Linked DNA regions of Homo sapiens: region 1 is linked to region 2. A link is a contact called in ENCODE Hi-C or POLR2A ChIA-PET data. All regions are on one chromosome and are shown on one strand. Each heading gives the region's core, a stretch centred on a gene start or an enhancer-like site at or near the end of the contact. The rest is flanking DNA. Distances are from core to core; before and after follow the strand shown. Region 1 has its middle 14 kb from the start of LINC00578. Region 2 overlaps TBL1XR1 (TBL1X/Y related 1).

Region 1 (4,126 bases), core at 1,406-3,905, 300 kb before region 2:
AATTTCTTTACATTTGAATGGTTATGGATAGTTCAACTTTTTTTCTGGAGGTTTAGTTTGGATCTGACCCCTGTTTTTAAAAGTCTTGCTCCAGCATGTTTAATAATTGGGTTTAATCTCCCCATATCCATCCAATTTGAAAGGCATAAGAAGAAAGATTACTAATTTTTTGCCCAATCCTGCAATTAACTAACAAAAATTAATTAGTATTCTTAAATAAGTTATTAAATATCTATGAACCACATAGTGGTACTCAACACATATTTGTCTAATGAATGAATGATCAAATACGGCTCAGTTTTTTTCATCTTGTCACTAGATGACTTACTCTAACCTTCTATGACCTATGTGTCCCTCCTTATAAACTACAGCAACAGTTCCCACACACAAGTCAGCCTACAAGCATCAGCCCGTGATGAAATTTTTAACAGTTTGCATGGAGTGAGAGGAAGTAAATAAGGACAATATAGTTGATTTGTCATAAGGCTAAATCTATTTAATTTAGAGAACTATTCTGTAGTCTGTATGTCCTTTGCATTTCTTTGGAAATACTTTTTTTGTTGTTTTATGAAATGATAAAAAAAGATAGTAATTGTGAAGGGCTTAAGATATTTTACTTGGCAAAATATAAAATCCACAACCTATGTCAGTCCCTGATTTTTTCTAATTCTATTACTCCAAGAGCTCTCAAGGTCTGGGAACTACTGACTTAGAGAATGTGCATTACTTTAGGTACAAGAAAAAAGGAGATTTCTCTTTTCCCCACCCCCAGATTTGTATCCCCTAGAATTGAGACAGACTGTCTATTGTCTATTAGCTCCTCTGCATTGAGCTTCAAACTTTTCCATCCCCCACCCTTGTCCTCCTAAATGCAAAGAGGTAGCCAGATAACCACTTTCATTCTACATACTCACCATGTATTATTGGGTGAAATAATTTCCCAAATGCAATTTTATTGACTGTCTCTCTTGCAGTTCCTTCTAGAAAACTGCCATGTAACCAGTTTTAGGATGGACATATAAGCAAAAGCCAGCCAATTTGCTTTCTAAACACTGACCAGTAAGATCCTCTTTCTTCAAATCTGAGCAAACAGGACATAAAGATAGGCTGTAGTGGGTACTGAGCCCAAAGGCTATGATGCAAAGCTGGGGCCTATAGTGTCCTGCAAGACGGGCAAGCAGGGAGAGTAGGTCAAGAAAGGCACCAGAGAGAACTTAAAGAAACAAACTCCACAGAGACAGTGAAAATAGCCTCATTTCTGATTTCTAGTTCCCAGTTCCAGTTGGATTCTTTGAGTTTACTTAACCCCATCCTCCACCAACTGCCTTTCTGAACTTGAGCTAGTGGATTTCTATTCCTTGTCATTTAAAAAAAAAATGTCCTTTGGGAGGCCCAGGCAGGCAGATCACAAGGTCAGGAGATCGAGACCATCCTGGCTAACACGGTGAAACCTCATCTCTACTAAAAATACAAAACATTAGCCAGGCGTCGTGGGAGGCGCCTGTAGTCCCAGCTACTCAGGAGGCTGAGGCAGGAGAATGGCATGAACCCGGGAGGCAGAGTTTGCAGTGAGCGAGATCACACCACTGCACTCCAGCCTGGGCGACAAAAAAAAAATTGTCTCAGCCAGGCATGGTGGCCCATGCCTGTAATCCCAGTACTTTGGGAGGCCGAGGCAGGCAGATCACCTGACGTCAGGAGTTCAAGACCAGCCTGGCCAACATAGTGAAACCCCGTCTCTACTAAAAATACAAAAATTAGCTGGGCGTGGTGGGCAGGCGCCTGTAGTCCCAGCTACTCAAGAGGCTGAGGCAGGAGAATCGCTTGAACCCAGGAGGCAAAGGTTGCAGTGAGCCGAGATCGCACCACTGCACTCCAGCCTGAGCGACAGAGTGAGACTCCGTAAAAAAAAAAATTGTCTCAAATTGAAAACATGGACTAACATTCGTGTATTTGAAGAAAAAGAGATTTAACACTGTTTTTTATCTAAGATTGTTTTTACTAGACAATTTCTCTTATTTCTGCAATACCAAAAATATGCAACCATCAATCAGATTTCTTTCTTATATTCCCTTTAAACATTGTGAAAAAATGTTTTTCAGGCATAAGGAAAAGCCCAGCTCTCAGCCCGTCTCTTCATCCTGCCCCTGCCCATCCCCACCGTCACCATAGTGTAGGTTTGATCTTGTGTCCATCCCCAGCCCAGCCCCCTGCACAGATTGCATAATCTGCTTGCTAAGGCATAGCTCAGAACTTCAGAGTCCCAAAGAGAGCACATCAGTGACCCCACTGGGTAGAAGCCCCTGTCATTGTCATTTTCCCATTGAGATACAATCCAGAGAAGTGAAGGGATGATTTAATATCCCACAGGGAACAAGCAAGGGAAATCGCATTTTATTTAACCTTCAACCAGCCTAAAAGGTAAAATATTATCCTAAAAGGTAAAATGTACAAACACACTCAACCTCACAAGGCTTGCCTATGCTTTACCAAAGATCACACATCCAGTAAGGGCTGAGGCCTGACTTTGAGTGAAACTTATTAAACTCTAAAGTCTATACTCATTTAATAATACATCCTTCTGCCTCCAAGTTTTTCGTGGTCAAACCACATTTAAACCCAGATCACATGACTCCTGATGACTAAACAAGGGTTCTCTCCAGTCATTATTCTGGTGTTCTCCAGGAACAGCTCAAAGAAAAAGGTGTGGAGATGTAGCATTGGGTAGAAGATGAAAAGGAAGGCAGCTGAGAGCCACCTTGTTACTTCAGCCCTCTCTCCTCTTTTTCTTTAACATTTCATCAAACAAGGGCATGATTTATAAGCCATCTCCAGGTTGTGGCCCTGAGTCACTGTCCCTACCCAGTCCAACCCTGGGGGAGGCAGTCTCTAAGATACCCACCAATGACCCCCACCTGCAGGATTCATACCCTCGTGTTATACGCTCCCTCGCTGTACCAGGGTTGGTCTGGATAACCAACCCCATATAACAGCACTTCTGACAGTGGGTTAGTAAAAGTGTGCAACTTCCGACTTGGGTATTCTTTCTTTCTGTTTCTGTCTTGAATCACTCACTCTGGGGAAAGCCAGCTGTCATATCATGAAGACGCTTAGGCCACTTCAGAGAGGCACACACGGTGAGTGAGGAACTAAAGTCTCCAGCCAACAGCAAGCAAGGAACTAAAACCTGTCAGCAACCATGTGAGTGAGTTAGAAAACGATCATTCCCCAGCTGAGTGTTCATGTGAGACTGCAGCCCTGTCAAACAGCTTCACTGCAACCTCATGGAGACCTTAAGCCAGAACAACCCAGCTAAAATACTCCCAGGCCCCTGAGCCACAGAAAAAGATATCTGTGGCCTTAAGCTGCTAAGTTTGGATGTATTTTGTTACATAAAAATGGACAACAAATTCAAGTCCTGGGAAGTTCCTCCAAATACTAAACATTTCTCCTGCCTAGGCTTTCTCAGGTTATTCCTGTTGAAGTAAGTAGAGTTATTTTCCTTTGTCTCCATAAACAAATCATTGGTGTTAATCCACTGACTCCCCTCCCTGACTGGGGAATAAGCTCTGTAGCTGCTTCACAAATATTTCATTTGAAATATGCATATGGTTCTAGATGATAAAATCTTCAGAAAGCCACTACTGTCTGCTTCCTTTGCTTTGTCATTTTTATAGTCCCTTTAGTTTTCTGAATCTTTCCCTCACAATAAGTCGGTCAATAGAAACCACAGAATTTTAAGGAAGAGTTTGACTCCGCTCCTGGGCAGAATATTTAAATCATAGGTTGTTGTTTGTTTTCAGGTCAACCAGTACAATTATGCAACATAAATTCTTTTAAAGCATCTGGGACTTCAGTTCAATTTAAGATCCTGTGGGTTTTATTACCAGAATGAATGATTATAAAATACATGCATGCAAATGAAGAGATAAAAAAATTAAAGGGCATATGAAATTTAATGGATGCTACTTGTAATTCCATGCCAAATTGTTGCAAAAGACAGTGGCTAGGCCACCATGTGAAAATGTGGTTTATGGTATTTATAACTTGAGAATGCGATTTTAATAGTCTATTGCCATGGATATATATTATAAAACAGAGTAGAGAATTAAGTTTCTGGTATTAA
Region 2 (4,139 bases), core at 55-2,554:
GAGCTGTGTGAAGAATAGTATACAAGATAGCAAGTAACAACAATGATTGCAATCCAAAGTGTTTCTTGAGCACCTGCTATACCAGATACTGTGTTTTTAGGTTTTGGAGATAAATAACATTAGGTCCCCTGTGTTCTTTTTTTCTTCACACTCTATAAAGGGCAGACAGATGAAAGGATAGTAGAAGGAGTTATATCGTAGAAGAATTTTTAATGATACTGAGAATTACAGATAATTTTAAACACTTTTAAGATGTTGCAATTCTGTGCTGTTTTATATGATGTTAGAGATACCATAAAAGAAATGACTCAAGGGACTTGGGAACTAGATATACAAGTTGAGCTTCTGTATGTAGGTCAGGTGGCAGTATGTTGAGATACATAGAATAACACAAAGGGTTTTTTAATGTAATAATACATTATGGAAAGAATTATACTTGGGCAGCAGGTTCCACATTGATTATAATCTGTGGCAGATTACTCTTTAAAACAATCAAACTTTTGTATTGTTGAACGCATTTTATGAGAAGAGAACTGTAGGTTAGTTCACCAACTGAATGTTGTTTTTGCTGAAACTGGGTTTTGCTAAAACTGCCATTCTAATGCTCTTATTCCTTAAGCCTAAACTTAGATGGTTAAATATTACAACCGTACATTATGTACAGTCACTTGAAAAGGATTTGATTTGGGCATTTCTCTGTAAAAGCTTGACTTGTGCCCTTTTTTTTTTTTTGGCTGAAAATGGGGGATGAAATCAAGGATATATTGATTTTAATTATTTGCTAAAGACATATTTATTGAATATTTATGGAGAGCCAGTGCCAAGAATTCTGAGGGATATGAAAATGCTTGTTAGTAGGCTACCATGGAACTTAGTTTAGTAGGTGAGAAAGTCTTGAATGTGAATAGCTGAACAAGTAATACAAGTTGGCAGTATTTTATGGGTGTTACAAGTGATGACTTAGGTTCAAAGGAATAAGCAGTTATTTCTAGCTGGAGGAATCAGAAGGCTTCATGGATGTAGGACTTGAAAGGCATCTTATGGACATATTAGTAGAAGATGTACTAATTGGAGCAAACAACACTGGGAAAGTCCTGATGATTTAAAGCTTCTCTGATGTATCTTAATTTTATTACATAACCGATGTTTAACAAATGATTGGATTATTAATATTACCATTTTTTGGTCTTAAAAAGAATATTGTTGTGTTAGATGATTCAGCATAGTATTGTAGTTCTCAAAGTGTGATCCTTGGCAGCATCAACATCTCCTGCTAACTTGTTGGAAATGCAGATTCTTGGCTGAATCCCATATCTAGCCGTTGAGTCAGAAAGTGGTGTGGGATTCAGCACCCTGTGCTTTAACAGGTCTTATTTTGACAGAGCCACTTCTACTTAATGACTACCTTTTTAAAAATGCGGTAACTGATGCTCACTTTGGCAGCACATATGTTAAAATTGGAATGATACAAAGATTAGCATGTCCCCTGCACAAGGATGACACACAGTTTTACAAAGTGTTTCATATTTTTTATTACGCACTGCATGCCTGTATCAAAATGTCTTGTGTACTTCATAAATATATACACCTACTGTGTACTCCAAAAAATTAAAAACAAAAGAAATGTGGTATCTGTATCAACTGTATTGGCTAATAATGATTAATAGCCCATTCCATAATTTGATTAAAAGTCATTCCTTAGCTTACTATTTGAAATATAAAATCTTTGTCAGTTTGGAGGGTAATTTTTTTACTTGGAAATTTGAAAACTTGGAAATTGAATAAATAAATGAGCTATTTTAATTGTCTTAGTGAATCATAAAGAAAATTGCCAGCACTTCTCCATGGCACGTCAAGTATACTGGCTGTTTTATTGCCTCCTAGAATTTAAAAATGAGTTATTGTAGTCGTTGGTTATATATATATTCATATATGAAACATGTCCTGATGTATATTTTTCATTCTTGTGAAATAAAAAAGACACTTGTCAGTTTTATACTAAATGTTTTTTAAAATCCTGTTAATTCATTATTTCTAATTAAATGCTAATAATTGAGGAACGGCCAGACTGTTTTCCAAAGGACTGCAGCATTTTGCATTTCCACCAGCAGTGAATGAGGGTTTCAGTTTCTCATCTTTCTCATATCCTTGTCAACCCTTATCACTGTTTTTTTGTTGATTGCCATCCTAATGGCACCTCATTGTGATTTTGTTCTGCATTTCTCCTGATAGCTGGTGATGTTGAGCGTATTTTCATATGCTTATTGGCCGTTTGTATTTTACTCTTTGGGGTATCTGTTCAGATTTCAAAATTGGCTTGTCTTTTATTGAGTTGTAGTATTTCATATATTCTGGATGCAAATGTTATGATTCATATCTGTGATATGATTTACACAACTTTTGTCCTGTTCTGTGGGTTTTCACTTTCTTGATGTTGTCTTTTGAAATGAAAATGTTTTACATTTCTATGATCTCAGTTTATTGTTTTTTTCTTTTGTTTCTTGTACTCTTGGTGGCATATCTATGAAACCATTGCCTAATCCAAGGTCATAAAGATTGACCTGTATGTTTTCTTCTAAGTGTTTCAGAGTTTTAGCTCTTAGTTCTATAACCCAGTTTGTGATAATTTTTTATATGGTGTGAAGTAGGGTTCTAAATTCATTTCTTTTGCATTTAGCTGTTCAGTTGTCGTAACACCATTTGTCAGCCTCAGTTACAGTGACAGATTTTTATGAATTTTTATCTAGACTTTCTAGATCTTACTAGCAGTTGAGATTTTGAGTTTTACTATTCTCATTGCATTGTCAATTAAGAGAATAAACTTATTAAGTATTGAAGAAAAAGATGCCGTGAGTTAAGCACTGTGTTCCCTTTTAGGAGTCTTTAAGGAGAAACTGGAATAGGTTTTTGAAATTGATAGGTCACACATTTTTTAAATGAGAATGAGAGAATGGGAGAAAGGCCTTCCAGTAGCTGAAGATTTTCATTTAAAGCTGAGGAGTTTGTTTATTTAGCCCTATAGCACGTAAGAAATAGTTAATAGTTAGACATATTTGAATCATAGAGAAGAATGATTTTTCAAATAATTACTAATAGAACTGTCTAATAACTTGGTAAAGTAGTGCCAATTATTGGAGGAGCTCAAGTGAGGTTGAATGATGGGTCATTAAAAGTACAGAAATGATTTCTGCATTGAAAACAAAGGTTGTTGACAGAGTTCTGGGATTTCTAGTTAGTCATGTGACTATGCTAGGATTTCCATTTTCTTTCACATTTGTGAAGGTTTTCTGCTTGGGATCCATCCTTCCCCAGACTTCTGTCAAGTTATTGGAAGGAAAGTGAGGGAAAACAGGAGGTATTGTCTTGCAGGATTAAATGATAGAAATACTCCAGTTTTTGATTAGCTAATGTTATTATGCCTTACCCTGAAAATTGGTCTCATCGCTTGATCTAGTTCTTTCTGGCTTCTTTAGTTCTTTGTTCTTTAAGTAACAGTGAAGAGTGAGAATGAGAGACACTAGCAACAGTGACTGTTGAGATGAGAACTAAACATTAAAGTATCCTCTAACATCAAATTTGTGCATTGTTGTGGTTTGTAGATTGTGAATTGAAGAAAGCTGCATGAATTGTAGGAAAATGTAAATCGTGATAGTGTAAATGGAATTTCTTTGTCATCCTTTCATGAAAATAAAATTTACTGATTCAGGGAATTATGTTCTTATTTTGTAAATGATCCACTTGAGTAGATTGTTCAAAATGTACTCAGGAGAAAATGTACTAGTGCGTATTTGTACTTTTTGATGGGTATGTTTGAATCATATGTTTTAAGGTTTGGAAAAATCTGATTATATAATCTGATTGAGGCAAATGAATGAATTCAGTCACCTGGTTTTCAGTCAGAATATTTTGAGAATCTTTTAGCTATAATGCTCTGAAACTTCAAAGTAAAATATTAAAGCAGAATTGGAAGCATGAGAAAATTAGGTATCTTTTTTCTTTGAAGTGAGATTTTTGGAATAATCTTTTAAATAGGAAAACCTTTTTGAGCTTAGCCTCTTCCATGTTTAAAATATTTATCTTGTTTGCCCAATTGTAGGGGTTTTCTCTGTTAAAGATTTGAGCATAGTCTGAATCTCTTT

What was found. Hi-C counts contacts between places; a loop is a spot of excess contacts on that map. ChIA-PET counts read pairs that join two places held with the same protein, here RNA polymerase II (POLR2A). Pooled maps may share reads with other maps.
Region 1: a pooled map shows a loop between it and region 2 (3-fold over the local background). The contact joins two enhancer-like sites. A Hi-C loop is called at or near these places in 4 of 50 pooled maps. POLR2A ChIA-PET finds 5 or more read pairs at or near these places in 2 of 52 experiments (BJ and activated T-cell).

The regions. Positions count from the first base shown.
Region 1 is chr3:177,426,245-177,430,370 of GRCh38, reverse strand. No RefSeq gene overlaps it. Among named protein-coding and RNA genes, the nearest start is that of LINC00578, 14 kb to the left of the region's middle. Within about 2 kb of position 2,655, at least 5 of the 41 ENCODE cell types and tissues checked have a DNase peak (open chromatin) inside an H3K27ac peak, as active enhancers do.
Region 2 is chr3:177,123,409-177,127,547 of GRCh38, reverse strand. All of the region lies in intron 1 of TBL1XR1 (TBL1X/Y related 1), which reads left to right. It also overlaps the pseudogene RNU6-681P. Among named protein-coding and RNA genes, the nearest start is that of TBL1XR1, 72 kb to the left of the region's middle. Within about 2 kb of position 1,304, at least 2 of the 41 ENCODE cell types and tissues checked have a DNase peak (open chromatin) inside an H3K27ac peak, as active enhancers do.